Regions from separate parts of the Homo sapiens genome. Here region 2 is linked to region 1. A link is a contact called in ENCODE Hi-C or POLR2A ChIA-PET data. All regions are on one chromosome and are shown on one strand. Each heading gives the region's core, a stretch centred on a gene start or an enhancer-like site at or near the end of the contact. The rest is flanking DNA. Distances are from core to core; before and after follow the strand shown.

What was found. A loop is a pair of places that touch in the nucleus more often than their neighbours do. ChIA-PET counts read pairs that join two places held with the same protein, here RNA polymerase II (POLR2A). Pooled maps may share reads with other maps.
Region 2: a loop to region 1 is called in a pooled map, with 2.5 times the contacts of the local background. The contact joins the promoter of CCDC144A here to the promoter of ZNF624 in region 1. A Hi-C loop is called at or near these places in 1 of 168 maps with a recorded cell type or tissue (HCT116) and 1 of 50 pooled maps. POLR2A ChIA-PET finds 5 or more read pairs at or near these places in 1 of 52 experiments (OCI-LY7).

Annotation. Positions count from the first base shown.
Region 1 is chr17:16,652,359-16,660,259 of GRCh38, forward strand. ZNF624 (zinc finger protein 624) reads right to left here and starts at 1,492. Exons shown (of 6, transcript NM_020787.4): 1 at 1,406-1,492. LOC124903934 (a long non-coding RNA gene) reads left to right here and starts at 1,534. Exons shown (of 4, transcript XR_007065639.1): 1 at 1,534-1,612; 2 at 1,726-2,840; 3 at 3,290-4,060. RefSeq lists an enhancer at 736-1,246 and a silencer at 1,202-1,401.
Region 2 is chr17:16,686,293-16,693,197 of GRCh38, forward strand. It overlaps CCDC144A (coiled-coil domain containing 144A), which reads left to right and starts at 3,949. Exons shown (of 17, transcript NM_001382000.1): 1 at 3,949-4,452; 2 at 6,687-6,757. The coding sequence starts at 4,109. It also overlaps the pseudogene RNU6-405P. RefSeq lists enhancers at 651-1,151, 2,939-3,842.

The DNA.
Region 1 (7,901 bases), core at 242-2,741:
ACCTACAAAGAGCAACATAAGGCATTTTCAATTCCGAAGGTCTAGAGTAATGGTTTTCTGCATCTTTAACATTTATCAAGAGTGAGCTGAGTCATCATTTTTAAAATATTTGTAAATATTAATAAACTCTTTGGCAATACTTTATGTAGATTATGTAGATTATGCTCGTAACATATGTTTAACAACCAAACTACAATAAATCCCTTGTTTTATTTTATAATTAGAATAAACAATATTTAACATTTAATATATTCAGCTTGATCTCAATTGTGCAAATGTAATGCATAGAAAAAAAGACTGAGTAACCCAAAACTCTACTGAGACCTCTGAGACCTGGGGCTGTGATGTTTACCCTTCTTTCTGCTTTTCTGTACTCTCCAAGCAGACAAGAAGAAGTATCTACCTATACATAGGAGTGTGGAATAGGAATAAAATCCCAGAGTGGCTGGCCACATCCCCAGGTTCTAACCCTGCTTTGGCTACCGTAAAACTGTGACCACAGGCAAGTCACTTGAGCACAACGAATCAGCTATTAGTACATGACAGTAGCCACCTTATATGTTTCTACTGTCCCCTTTGTCATTATGCAGAAGATATCTAGGCCACTATTCCCCAGTTATAATTTCCCTATTTACAAGCTCTGTCTTTCCAACTATTGCAAACGTATCCAGAGACTTAAGGAGAAACTTTACTTGTTTTGCTTCCTTGGCCAGTGCAGTTATTTAGAAATAATGAAGGGTCCATGTTTTTGCTGAGAATCTCAGCGCCATGTACCAGTCCAGCATTTCCCAACCAATGCAATAATACCATTGTCATGTCAGGGAGTGACAAGTGATTAAAAGGTGATTACAGTATTTGAAATGTGACATTTCAGGAAAAGCTGCCTCGGTTACTGAGTAGCGCAGGTCCCCCGATGTGGAACCTAGTTCCATCCCTGCCAGTTCAGAAGCCAGAGCGGATATGCTCCTGCCAACCTCGCCTTCTTTCCCTAACTGCTCTCCTCTACCCACTTCGGGTATGCCCTCCTCAGGGCCTGCAAGGCGCGGGGCTGGGAAGACCGGGAAAGTCGGGTCAGGGGCCCGCCCGCCCTACTCGACTCCCTGCGCCCTGCGCCCGGCTCTTTTTAACCCCAGCGCCGCCAGGCCCGCAGGGAGGGGGTTCCCGGGTTTGGACCCGGACTAGGAGGCCGCATAGGGCACGCGGCCCTACCTGTGAGGGAGGCCAGCTGGAGACTGAACCCACACTCGGGAAGGAGGCCCAGCCCCAATCGCCTCTCAGGAGTGGGCGGGTCCGCTCAGGGACAGGGGCTCTAGAGGGAACGGCCACGCCCCGGACGCCGCCGGGAGCCAAGCGCCAAGGGAGGGGCGGCGGGCAACCGAGGCCAGGCGCCCGGGACAACGAGTACCTGGCGGCCGAACTGAGGACAACTGAGGGAACTCGCAGAGCAGGGCGGGAACGCTTCCAGCAATGGCGGCGGCTCGGCGGTGCCGGCCTCCAGGCAGGGCATTGCGCCTGCGCAGCCGGAGCGTCGGAACTACAGTGCCCAGAATCCTCAGCGCCTGAGCCCCCCGCCCCTTTTGTCTGCGTTAGTGAAGGAATTGGCTCTTCGAGGGTGAGAAAAAATTCCAATTGGATACACTTCTGTTGAGAAGCCTTGACTATGTGTCAAAAGCAATAGCACTAGAGATACAAATAATGACACAACCCTTGTCTTGGAACATTTAGGTGCGACTAAAGAAAGCCGTCGAGAGAACAGATAGATGTGATCCAGACAAATATGTGAACAAGTGCTTGGAAACACATATTTCTGAACAATTCCCTTTATGACAATTCCCTCAGAGTTGGAAGAGACAACAATTGATGACTATAATGCCAATTAAGTAGAATGGATATGAATGTCTGAAAATAAGCTGGAAATTTTAAGGCCAAAATTCTTCGAAATACAAAGAAAAAACCTTTCTGAAGACAAATAGCTGTAGAAGTTCTCCTCAATGCATACAAATGATAATTCTTAAAACACAATGACTGAAAGTATTTATTTGCAACAAATTTATTTGACCACTTATTCAAGGGCTGCTCGTCCAAGAGCTATATTAAGGTCTATTTACTTTATCCCTACCAAAGGCGGTATTTTTTGAGGATAGAAACTACATCTCATGGAGTTTATCACTCAGAGTGCCTACTTAGGAGACTGCTTGCATACTGAATGAAACGAAGGAAGAATGAATGAATAATTTGGGACCCCACCTCCCAACACACTTCCACATATCGAAATGCACACGGAATGAGGTACATCTTCTAAGGAGAGTGGCATTGAAGAGTAATCAAAACAACAGGATATTCACAGGAGGACTGGAATAAAACGAAATTTCCAGTGAAAAAGATTACTCAAAATATTTATTCAATACACTCTGAAATTAGAAACTAAGCAAATGTCTTTTGGAGATCCCAGTTCCCTCACATTCCCCACAGATGAAGATGAGCCAAACAGAAGTCCAAAACTTAAACATTACAAAACAAATAATAAAATAAGACACTGTGACTGAAAATCAGCACAAACAATAAACGGCAGAAATATATCCCCCAAAACTTCAGAGGCAGAGCTCATTTGATTAAAAATTTAAAATTATTACATTTAAAATGTTTAAGGACATGATAGATGGAATTAAAAACATTATCAACAAACAACAGAATGTAAAATAAGCCACCAGGAAAGTTTAGAGAAACATACACATTTCGTTAAACTATTAAAAAAAAATGTTTAACACAATATTTAGGGTAGATTATTACTTCTACAGGGATAAAGTCCAGGAAAGACAGACACACAGGTGACTTCAAAGGTATTGGTAGTGTTTTATTTCTTAATTTTGGTAGGAGTACACTGTTCAATTTGTAGTGATATTTGTTATAGGCAATTTTGTGTGCATTTTATATTTAGTAATTTTTAAACTCTTAAAGAACTCTTCTGTGAAGGAAGAAACTAATGCTTTTTGGCTTCAAATAATAAACCAATGGTTAAAAGTTACTTGAAGATAGATTTTGATTCAGATTGTATAACTTTATGCTAACAACGAACAGCTTTAGAAAATAGAGTAGGCTACCTTGTGCAATAATGAATTTGAATTCTTTGGAGAAGTTCAGGCAGAGATTAGATGAATCCTTGCTTAGAATTTTTAAATGTCCTCTTGGGAATTTGATTGCATGACCTGCAAGCTCTCTTCCACATAAGCATTTTGTGTTTACATGAATATTCCTTTCATTACATTTATTTTTCCTCCCATTGGGCCAGGTAATGAATAGATTTGTATCATCATAATGTGTTATGGAATACTTAGGAATCAGTGACATTAAGGGATGACTTCGTCTGGGAAGAGTGGAACTTAATGGATTCCTCAAAAGGACTCTGCACAAGGGTGTGATATTGGGAAACTACAGGAACCTGGTCTCTCTGGGTAAGAAGAGTTTTGTTGTGACTCGCTATTTTTCTGTTGGACCAAATGGACCTTAGGATTCAGGGATTTATGATATCTTATGAACCCTTATGGAGTAGTTCTATCTCCATTTCCAAGTAAAAACTCTACTCTTTGTAAAGGGAAAAATTTATATTTTCATCAGCATATCTTGAAAACTCTACCTGAGGACAATCCCCCAGACCTAGGACTGTCTCTTTTAAAGTCTCTTTTCAGGTACTTCAATTCTGCCTTTTTAAAAAAATTAGAAAAATATATATTTTTGGCTAACTTATATTGGTTCTGTGATGCAGCATATTTTACCATTCTTGGGAGCACATATTTGACCCCTCCCAACTACCTTTGTAATCATATGGAACTCCCTATATTGATCATGCCTTCCAAAAGATTATGTCCACATAGAACTCCGGAATGGCTTTTTGTCACCAACATAGTGAAGTTCTATTTCCCTTTTCCCGAACAGGGCTTGCAGTTCCCAAACCAGACACAATCTCCCAGTTAGAGAAAGAAAAAGGATCCTAGATGATAGTGAGACAAATTTCAGGAAACTCCATCCAAATAAGTAAATGAGAATGAGGATAAGATTCATTGTAAGTAACATCCTCAGTTGGTGTTCAAAAGTTATCTTTTGCCTGGGTACAGTGGCTCACACCTGTAATCCGAGTGCTTTGGGAGCCCAAGGTGGGAGGATTGCTAGAAACCAACAGTTTGAGACCAGCTTGAGCAATATAGTGAGACCCCATCTCTTAAAAAAAATTTAAAAATTTACCAGGCATGGTGGCATTTGCCTGTAGTCCCAGCTACTCAGAGGCTGAGGTGGGAGGATCGCTTGAACCCAGGAGTTCAAGGCTGCAGTGGGTGAGGATTGCAACACTGAATTCCAGCCTAGGTGACAGAACGAGACCCTGTCTCTCTAAAAAACAAGCAAACAAACCAACCAAAAACCACGAACAAACCAAACCCCTGCCGGGCGCGGTGGCTCACGCCTGTAATCCCAGCACTTTGGGAGGCCGAGGCAGGTGGATCACGAGGTCAGGAGATCGAGACCATCCTGGCTAACAAGGTGAAACCCCGTCTCTACTAAAAATACAAAAAAAAAAATTAGCCGGGCACGGTGGCAGGCGCCTGTAGTCCCAGCTACTCGGGAGGCTGAGGCAGGAGAATGGCGTGAACCCGGGAAGCAGAGCTTGCAGTGAGCCGAGATTGCGCCACTGCAGTCCGCAGTCCGGCCTGGGCGACAGAGCGAGACTCCGTCTCAAAAAAAAAAAAAAAAAAAAAAAAAACCAAACCCCTTTTAGCAAAATACCTGCATGAGGTAATAAAACTTATGTATCAAATGCCTACAACAAACATATGTCATGATGAAATGTTAAATGTTAAATGCTTCCCATAGAATTAGGTTCAAGATGAGTTTCCATCCACCATCACATTTCATTTTCACATTGCAGAATGTAAAGGGGCCTGCCCAAGATCATAACATTGCTCACTGGGTAAGTCAAGAGAACCCAGTACAGCACTTTAGATCCTTCATTTTAGTTTTGTTCTAAAACTGCTCCTGTTACCCTTTGGACATGAGTCTTTTATGTATTATCATTTGAATTCATGTATATTAGTTCATTTTCGCACTGCTCTAAAGAATGCCTGAGACTGGGTGATTTATAAACAAAAGAGGTTTAATTGGCTCACAGTTTTGCATGGCTGGGAAGGCCTCAGGAAACTTACAATCATGATGGAAGGCAAAGAGGAAGCAGGTAATTTATTCACAAGGCAGCGGGAGAGAGGGGAGAGCAGGGGAAACTGCCACTTATAAAATCATCAGACCTCATGAAAACTCACTGTCATGAGAACAGCATGGGGCAAACCACCCTCATGATCCAATCACCTCCCACCAGGTCCCTCCCTCGACACATGGGGATTAAAATTCAAGATGAGATTTGGGTGGGGACACAGAGCCAAACCATATCATTCTGCTGCTGGGCCCTCCTAAATCTCAAGCCCTTTTCACATTTCAAAACCAATTATGCCTTCCCAATAGTCCCCCAAAGTCTTAACTCATTCCAGCATTAACCCAAAATCCAAGTTCAAAGTCTTATTTGAGACAAGGCAAGTCCCTTCCATCTATGAGCCTGTAAAATCAAAAGCAAGTTAGTGACTTCCAAGATACAATGCGGGTACAGGCATTGGGTAAATGTTCCCATTCCAAACAGGAAAAATTGGCCAAAACAAAGGGACCAACAGGCCTCATGTAAGTCCAGAATCTGGTAGGGGAGTCATTAAATCTTAAAGCTCCAACGTGATCTTCTTTGACTCCATATCTCACATCCAGGGCATTCTGATGTGGGCTCCCAAGGCCTTGGGCAGCTCCGCCCCTGTGGCACTGCTGGGTATAGCCCCTTTGGCTGTTTTTATGGGCTGGCACTGAGTGCCTGCAGCTTTTCCAGGCACATGGTACAGCTGTTGATGGATCTACCATTTGGGAGTCTGGAGGATGGTGGCCCTCTTCTCACAGCTCCACTAGGCCATCCCCCAGCAGGGACCCTGTATGGGGGCTCCAACCCCACATTTCACTTCTGTGCTGCCCTAGCAGAGTTTCTCCGTGAGGACTCTGCCCCTGCAGCAGACTTCTGCCTGGACATCTAGGTGCTTCCATACATCCTCTGAAATCTAGGCAGAGGCTCCCAAAGCTCAGCTATTCTGTGCACCTGCAGGCCCAACACCACATGGAAGCCGCCAAGGCTTGGGGCTTGCACCCTCTGAAGCAACAGCCCAAGTTGTCCTTGGCCTCTTTAACCGCGACTGGAGCTGCAGCAGCTGGGATGCAGGGTACCATATCCCAAGGCTGCACAGAGGAGCAGCCCTGGGCCTGGCCCACAAAAACCATGTTTCCCCGCTAAGCCTCTGGGTGATGGGAGGCATTGCTGTGAAGATCTCTGACATGCCCTGGAGACATTTCCCCATTGTCTTGGCAATTAACATTTGACTCCTTGTTACTTATGCAAGTTTCTGCAGCGGCTTGAATTTCTTTCCAGAAAAGGGTTTTCCTTTTCTACCACATAGTCAGGCTGCAAATTTTCCAAACTTTCATGCTGTCACTTCTTGAACACTTTACTGCTTAGAAATTTATTCTGCCGGATACCCCAAATCATCTCTGTCAAGTTCACCCAGATCTCTAGGTCAGGAGCAAAATGCCACTAGTCTCTTTGCTAAAGCATAGCAAGAGTGATCTTTGCTCTAGTTCCCAATAAGTTCCTCATCTCCATCTGAGACCACCTAAGCCTGGACTTCACTGTCCACATCACTACCAGCATTTTGGTCAAAACCATTCAACAAATCTCTAGCAAGCTCCAGATGTTCCCACATCTTCCTGTCTTTTTCTGAGCCCTCCAAACTGTTCCAACCTCTGCCCATTACCCAGTTCCAAAGTTGCTTCCACATTATCAAGTATCTTTATAGCAGTGCCCCAAACTCTTGGTACCAATTTCCTGTATTAGTACATTTTCACACTGCTATAAAGAATGCCTGAGACTGAGTAATTTATGAACAAAAGAGGCTTAATCAACTTACAATGCTGCATGGCTGGGGAGGCCTCAGGAAACTTACAATCATGGTGGAAGGCAAACGGGAAGCAGCAACTTCTTCATAAGGCATGAGGAGAGGGGAGAGCAGGGGAAACTGCCACTTATAAAAACAACAGATATTGTGAGAACTTGCTCACTATCACAAGAACAGCATAGGCAAAACTGCCCCCATGATGCAGTCACCTCCCACCAGGTTCCTCCTTTGACACATGGGGATTACAATTTGAGATGAGATTTGGGTGGAAACACAGTCAAACCATATCATCATGGTTGCTGGTGGATTAGTTGATATTCTGAGGTAGAGATACAATAAGCTATCAGTTTGATTAGGTCTGGGTTTTGCTTTTTCTATGGTAATGTAAAAGGGCAGGAAGATTAGTATGTTACAAGTTCACTGCAATTACAAATCAGTCTCTGTACATATAAGAAAGCACAAAATCACAGACCTAGGGTCTTGACAGATATGAAAGCAAACCTATGTGATATCATGTCCACATCTTTACCTCAAACTCTCACCTAAAATTACTAGTGAGGACTTTTTTGTCCTGCTGTTAGTATTTGATAATTCTAGGTAGCATGCAATAAGATATGGAATATATGTATAACTTGATTTTATAATATTAATAACAGCCTAATTTTAAATATATATGTTGTGCCTTGTACTCTACAGAAAATGCACACTTTCCTTTTTTCTCTAAATTAGGTTTAATTTATTTCAGAAGTTTCTAGATTTTATTGTCTCTATTTAGCCAAAGCTACAAGAAAGGTCAAATTAATATCTTTAAATGCTTTCATTATCAATCAAGAAAGTGAAATGAACAAAGAATTTTACTCAAGAAACTAGTGAGAAATC
Region 2 (6,905 bases), core at 2,699-5,198, 36 kb after region 1:
TACCAGCCCCTCTCCAATGGGAGCCCAAGTTGCCAGTGACTGTGGCCAAACTCTCCATTTTTGTCTGTATCCTGCTCTCTTTAGGTTAAAAAGAAGGAAAGAAACATGAAAGGCCATGTGCAATTTATTTTTATAACTCAAGGAGTTTCCCCGACTACCATTTTTTTTGTTGCCAGTGGGTGTGCATATAGAAGAGGAATGCTATATCCTGTCCCTAGAAGTACACATGGTGGTCAGGTATGGTGGCTTATGCCTGTAATCCCAGCACTTTGGGAGGCTGAGATGGGAGGATTGCTTGAGCCCAGGAGTTCGGGACCAGCCTGGGCAACATGGCAAGACCTCTGACTCCACAAAAAAAAATTGTTTTTTTTTTGAGAGAGCATCTCACTCCGTCGCCCAGGCTGGAGTGGTATAATCTTGGCTCACTGCAACCTCTGCCTCTGTCACACACACAAACACACACACACACACACACACACACACACACACACACAAAGAAAAGAAATACAGGCGGTGTTTCAGGGAAGGGAAGGTTCTGCTGGGGTCCTGGAACTGTGACTGATGGCCTCAGGGATGCAGGAATAGGCCTTCTAGCACAGCAGCTAGTAGGCTCCCCCAGGCCATCCGCTGGCGTGTGGAGGTGCAGGACCTGGGGGAGGCAGTCCTCACCCCAGCTAGGCCAAGGGGTAGGGTTTTTAGGTCTGTTTTTAACAGAACTCAGAGCACCAGGTGAAGGTGGAAAGTTGGTAAACTGGGAAAACAAGGTCAGCATCTTACATTTTCTATACTCAGCAGAGTGTGCCATTCCCGGTTTCTGTCCTGAGGCTTTCAGAGGCCACAACAGCCAGGTTTCTTTCCATCTTCCCTCAGTCAGTATGTAGTCATTTAAAATTCTTTGGTTGTTCTGAAGATCCTTTTTTTATGTATAATTTTTACATGAAAGACAGCTGCAAAATGCAAGCCTCAGTAGAGTGGGGGAGTTTTTCAAGGTGAGAAGTCGCTGTTCTCTGCACTGAACAGGGATTGAATTTTCCTTGTCTGATGGTAGCCCATCCCCCTCCCCCGCCGCCCCCCGCAGGGATAACATTCTCAGGAATTTCTCTTGTCCTAGCCCCTTTCATTTCAAAAACAATATTAGTCTTTTGTTTTCCTTTTTCATTCATTTGTTTTTTTACAGCTTTTGTAGAGACCAACCCAAGTAGATGCCAGTGGGTATTAAACAAAAACACACATACCCAGGGGACAAGCCCTCCAGCGGTGAGGAATCTCTGCCATGTTCTCTTCCCTGCTGCCCACGAACATTACGGAGACTCCCTTAGTCTCCCCCTCCTCTTCCCCACTGAGGGGCGGCTTGTGGAGATGGAGGACTCGGGCCCATAGATGCAGACCCACTGTCAAATCCAGCAATAGTTCTCATTCTTCCAAAGCTCGAGTGCCATTTTGAGATGCCCTACCAATGACATGCAGTAAAGGACATAACCTCACAGCCTTTTTAGAAGCATTTTGAATATCTACAGTTGCCTCAATTCACGGGGCATTTCATTCCTCTGATCCAGGTTAGAGTTTTGCTAAATCTGTAGCATCCTGAGTAGCACACTAATTTTTTTTTTAGCACACTAACTTTAACTACATTAGTTGAGTGTAGTTGATACATCTGTGGCCTTGTGTCTATAAAGAGCACACTAGATTGTACCCAGCACTTTTGGATATGACATGCTAATTAGATGTATTTAACTATTCATAGGAAAGTGTATGATAAATGACTGTAATATTTCTAATAAATATATTTTGTTTCTAATTATTTTTTTCTCACTGACATGTATCAATATTTTTTCAAAGTGCCACCCTTAAACTGAGTCTGTTTTCAGACCAGCATCTTCATGCATATATCCTTGTCAGGTCACAGTCTCCACTGCAGCTGCTCTTGCGGGTGGTGCTGGAATTTTCCACAGAGGACTGGGCTCCTGCTGGTTCCTCCGCTGCCCGTGTGCAGCTTTCTTGCTCAGGCCACAGGCTTACGTGAAGATCACCCTTCAAGGCCTACCCAGGACACTGCTGAGCTGTGCAGATGTGCACACGATATGTGCAATGTCATACGTGTGACTAAATGCCAACTGAGACCCCAGAAACCACTCATAGGGGGAATTATGCCAAGATTGAGGAGGCAGGGTGATACTTTTTTTCTTTTTCTGTTTTTTTTTTTTTTTTTTTTTTTGAGATGGAGTCTAGCCCTGTCGCCAGGCTGGAGTACAGTGGCATGATCTTGACTCACTGCAACCTCCACCTCCTGGGTTCAAGCGATTCTTTTGTCTCAGCCTCCCGAGTAGCTGGGACTACAGGCACGTGCCAGCACGCCCAACTAATTTTTGTATTTTTAGTAGAGAACAAGGGGTCACCATGTTAGCCAGGATGGTCTTGATCTCTTGACCTCATGATCTACCTGCCTCTGCCTCCCAAAGTGTTGGGATTACAGGTGGGAGCCACTGCGCCCGGCCACAGATATTTTGTAAATGATTGCTTCCTTACGCCTTTCTAGTTCATGTTTTCTTATACATAGTTACATTTCTTCTTTGCTATACTAAAAATCCCTAATTTTAGTTGGTCAGAGAGAGGGATTTGAGACTGAGCTCCCATCTCCTCGGCTGCAGCATCTGATTAAAGCCTTCTTCCTTTGCAATACTCATCTCAGTGATTGGCTTTCTGTGGGTGAGCAGCGCAGGATCTAGGCTGAAGCCCTGAGGCTTCAGTGACAAAATCTGTTTTTCATAATGCTATCTGTCTTAATTGTCCTCAAGAATTAGTATTTGAGTGCTCTCTAGATTCTCCTTTGTCACCCTTCCTTCCTTTCTTTCTTCCTTTCTTCCTTCCTTCTTTCCTTCTCTTTGCTTCGTTCTCTCCTTCCTTCTTTTCTTTCTTTTTTTGAGACGGAGTCTTGCTCTGTCGCCCAGGCTGGAGTTTGGTGGCACGATATCAGCTCACTGCAACGTTCACCTCCCGGGTTCAAGAGATTCTCCTGTCTCAGCCTCTGGAGTAGCTGGGACTACAGGCACGCGCCACCACGCCCAACTAATTTTTGTATTTTTAGTAGAGAGGGTTTCACCATGTTGGCCAGGCTGGCCTCAAACTCCTGACCTCAAGTGATCTGCCCGCCTCAACCTCCCAAAGTGCTGGGATTACAGGTGTGAGCCACCGCGCCTGGCCGTCACTTTTCTTCAATCTCACTGGTGCTCGCGGGCTGAAGGGTCAGGACGGACTAGAGGCGAGCAATCCTGGTGGCACCAGGCGTTCCCCGACCCGCCCGGGTCGCCAGCTGCACGGACCCTGGGCAGATGCGCGCAGCGGCTGCGGCACACGGCGGGGAGCGGCTGCTTGGCCCCATCCTAAGGCAGCAGAATGCCCAGAGCTGGTCCCTGGCTCCAGGCGCAGGCCGAGTAGGAGCTGGGCGGGCAGCGGCGTCGGGCAGGCCCTTCCAGCCGGGCTGACAGGCCGCTCTGACCCAGCCATCTGACTCCGCTTGCGTCCTGGCAGCGCGGACCCTAGGGCAACTTTGCTGCAGTGGCCAAGCCGGGGGCGGAACTGACCCGTACCCCTGAACCGAGCAAGCCTAGGAGCAGGTGCGCCGGCGGCGCTGTGAAGCGGCACTCATGACAGGCAGGCTGGGCACCGCCACCCCGAAACCTCCGAGGGAGGACCAGCCAGCCCAGGTTGGCGCTGGAGCTGCAGCGCCACCTGCAGGCCAAGGAGTCTTTTTCTGGGAGGCTGGAGCTGCAGCGCCACCTGCAGGCCAAGGAGTCTTTTTCTGGGAGGCTGGAGCTGCAGCGCCACCTGCAGGCCAAGGAGTCTTTTTCTGGGAGGCTGGAGCTGCAGATGCAGTGAAGTCACAGGTTCCGTGATGTCACAGGTGGGCAGGCGCACTGGTCTGTAACGGATTGGCTTGGCCTTACCCACGAGGCTTTGCGGTGGCTGTTGGCTTGGCGGTGGTCGCTTGGCTTGGCGTGGCAGTGATCGCTTGGCTTGGCATTTCTGGCTTGGCGGTCCTCCTTTCGCAGATTGGAAACCGCGGGCTATCCTGCTGGGAGGTTGTGGCCGAGGCAGTAGCTCGCTACTGATGGCCTCCTGGGGTGGAGAAAAGCGGGGAGGGGCTGAGGGGTCTCCGAAGCCGGCAGTCTACGCCACGAGGAAGACCCCTAGCGTCGGGAGCCAGGGGGACCAGTGGTACTTGGGCTACCCGGGGGACCAGTGGTCCTCGGGCTTCCCCTACAGCTGGTGGAAAAACAGCGTCGGCAGCGAGAGCAAGCACGGTGAGGGCGCCTTAGACCAGCCCCAGCACGACGTCCGCCTGGAAGATCTTGGCGAGCTCCACAGAGCTGCCCGGTCGGGCGACGTCCCTGGGGTGGAGCACATCTTAGCTCCTGGAGACACTGGCGTGGACAAGAGGGATAGGAAGAAGAGGTAATGGCCAGGCGAAGGATGCGCCGTCCTGTCGGGGACACTGGCTTTCTGGTGCCCGCAGGCCCCACGGCACCCGGGATGGGGAAACGTCAGAGGGGTCAGGGGCCCAGGCCTCTTAGTGAGACGGGATCAAATATAAAGGATTATTACTATTGCAAAAGTGTTGGTCTACTTTACAGGAGTTTTCTTTAAAAATATTGCACTTCCCAACTGTGTTTATCCATTTTCTCAATTTATTCATCAAACATAAGCTGAATACCTATTATACAGCAGACATATTCTACTGTCGCTCAGGTTCCTTCCATCCTTAAGAACTTCATGTTGGCCGAGCTCGGTGGCTCATGCCTGTAATCCCAGCACTTTGGGAGGCCGAGGAGGGCAGATCACGAGGTCAGAAGTTCGAGACCAGGCTGACCAACATGGTGAAACCCCGCCTGTTATGCTTTTGTCTCAGCCTAGACTTAGCTAAGACCTTCATGATAAATTATCCTTTAGGCCCTCGGGGTTCAGTTCAAATAATGTTGCAGAAAGAGAGGAGTTTCCTTTTTTCATTGCTACCAGATCTGTATGCTGAGGACCCTTTTCTTAGATCGTGGAATGTCCCATATTATCCTTTCCCAGATTTGTGGCAGGAAGCCATCACCAGAATTCTGAGTCTCAAGTATGTTAGTTGGATTTAACAGAGCTAAGTCTCATCCATGACTCATGAATATCCATGTATAAAATGAGAGCTTTGGCAGGGTGCAGTGGCTCATGCCTGTAATCCCAGCAATTTGGGAGGCTAAGGTGGGCGGATCACGAGGTCAGGTGATTGAGAGCATCCTGGCTAACACGGTGAAACCCCGTCACTACTAAAAAATACAAAAAAAAAATAGCCGGGCGTGGTGGTGGGCGCCTGTAGTCCCAGCTACTCAGGAGGCTAAGGCTGGAGAATGGCATGAACCCAGGAGGCGGAGCTTGCAGTGAGCCGAGATCGCGCCACTGCACTCCAGCCTGGGTGACAGAGCGAGACTCAGTCTAAAACAAACAAACAAACAAACAAACAAACAAAACTTGCTTCAGCAGCAAACATATACTGAAATTGGAACAAAATGGAGAGAAATTAGCATGGCCCCTGCCTGCATAAGGATGATGCACAGATTTTTGAAGTGGTCCATATTTTGCGCAGTCACTAGAAGTTCATTTGACTATTTGCTGACTAGTTCCAAAGACAGTGTGAGTCAAAGCAAACTGGGTATCACCTAATATTAAAATTGTGATTTTTCACTACAAAAATATGCAGTAAGGTGATCAATGGAGCTGAGTAACACGTGGGATGTTGTGTGCAAATATATTGTCAGTATGTATCTCAGAAATGAGAGAATGTCAACTTGCATGTCTTTCATGGAACTGAAAAAGAAAAGTAGCATTTTGTTTTCCATGTCAGTTGGAGATGAACATGGGGATTGAGCATCCTTCTAACAAAGATCTGCCGATTCAGAGTTTGAGTCTGTATGGAACAGTAGTCCAAGCTAGGTCTTGACATCTATTAGCTTTCTCCCCTTGGCGTGATTGATGAGCTCAGTAATAGTGGACAGTGTTGTTATCTAGTTTGATGAAATAATATATTTATAAGTAAATTTAGTTACAAACTATGAACTAGCTGTGATGCCCCAAATTATAAGCCACAAAGAATAGAACTAATAAAACTAGAACTTAATAACAGTTTTGGAAAACTGCAACATTTGAATATTAGAACCTCTGGAAAAATACACATTGGGTTTTATTTGTGATTCCAAAACCATTTCCTCAATAAAGCTCAAGAACAAATTATTTCATTGCTTCACTGTTTCTCTGAGCATTTACAAAACGTTTTCTTGTTAAATCTTTAACAACCTAGTGAAATAAGGCAGTAAAATCCTTGCTTTTTAGAAGAATACATTGAGCCTAAGAGAAGCAACTTGTCAGAGAATAAATAGCTGCTGGTAATAGAGCTAGGACGCTTTCCATTATGCCAAGCTAATGTGAGTTAATTTACTGAGCTATACTCCCTTCAATTCATGAGTACTTCATCTTTTTTTCTTCTTCAGAAGCTTAAAGAGAAGTTGGTAGAACTCACAAATTGAAGTATATGGGATAATTAAAGTTCTGATATTAACTCTGATATTGTTTGAAATACTCTAAAAATTTAATATATTTGGTATTTTTCATTTGTTTTAAAATAGTAATTTCATTTATTACATTTTTATCCATAGCATTCAGCAACTAGTTCCTGAATATAAGGAAAAACAGACACCTGAAAGTCTTCCTCAAAATAACAATCCAGGTAAGACTTCTGATAGTGAATTATTTTTGGTGGTCCTACCATAGGTAAAAAAGAAGTAAGAGTAAGGAAGTTTTGATCATGAAAGAGCAGTTTTAAAAAATCTTTATTTCTTTCTTGATAGGTTAGATTTCTTGGTAGGTTAGATGTC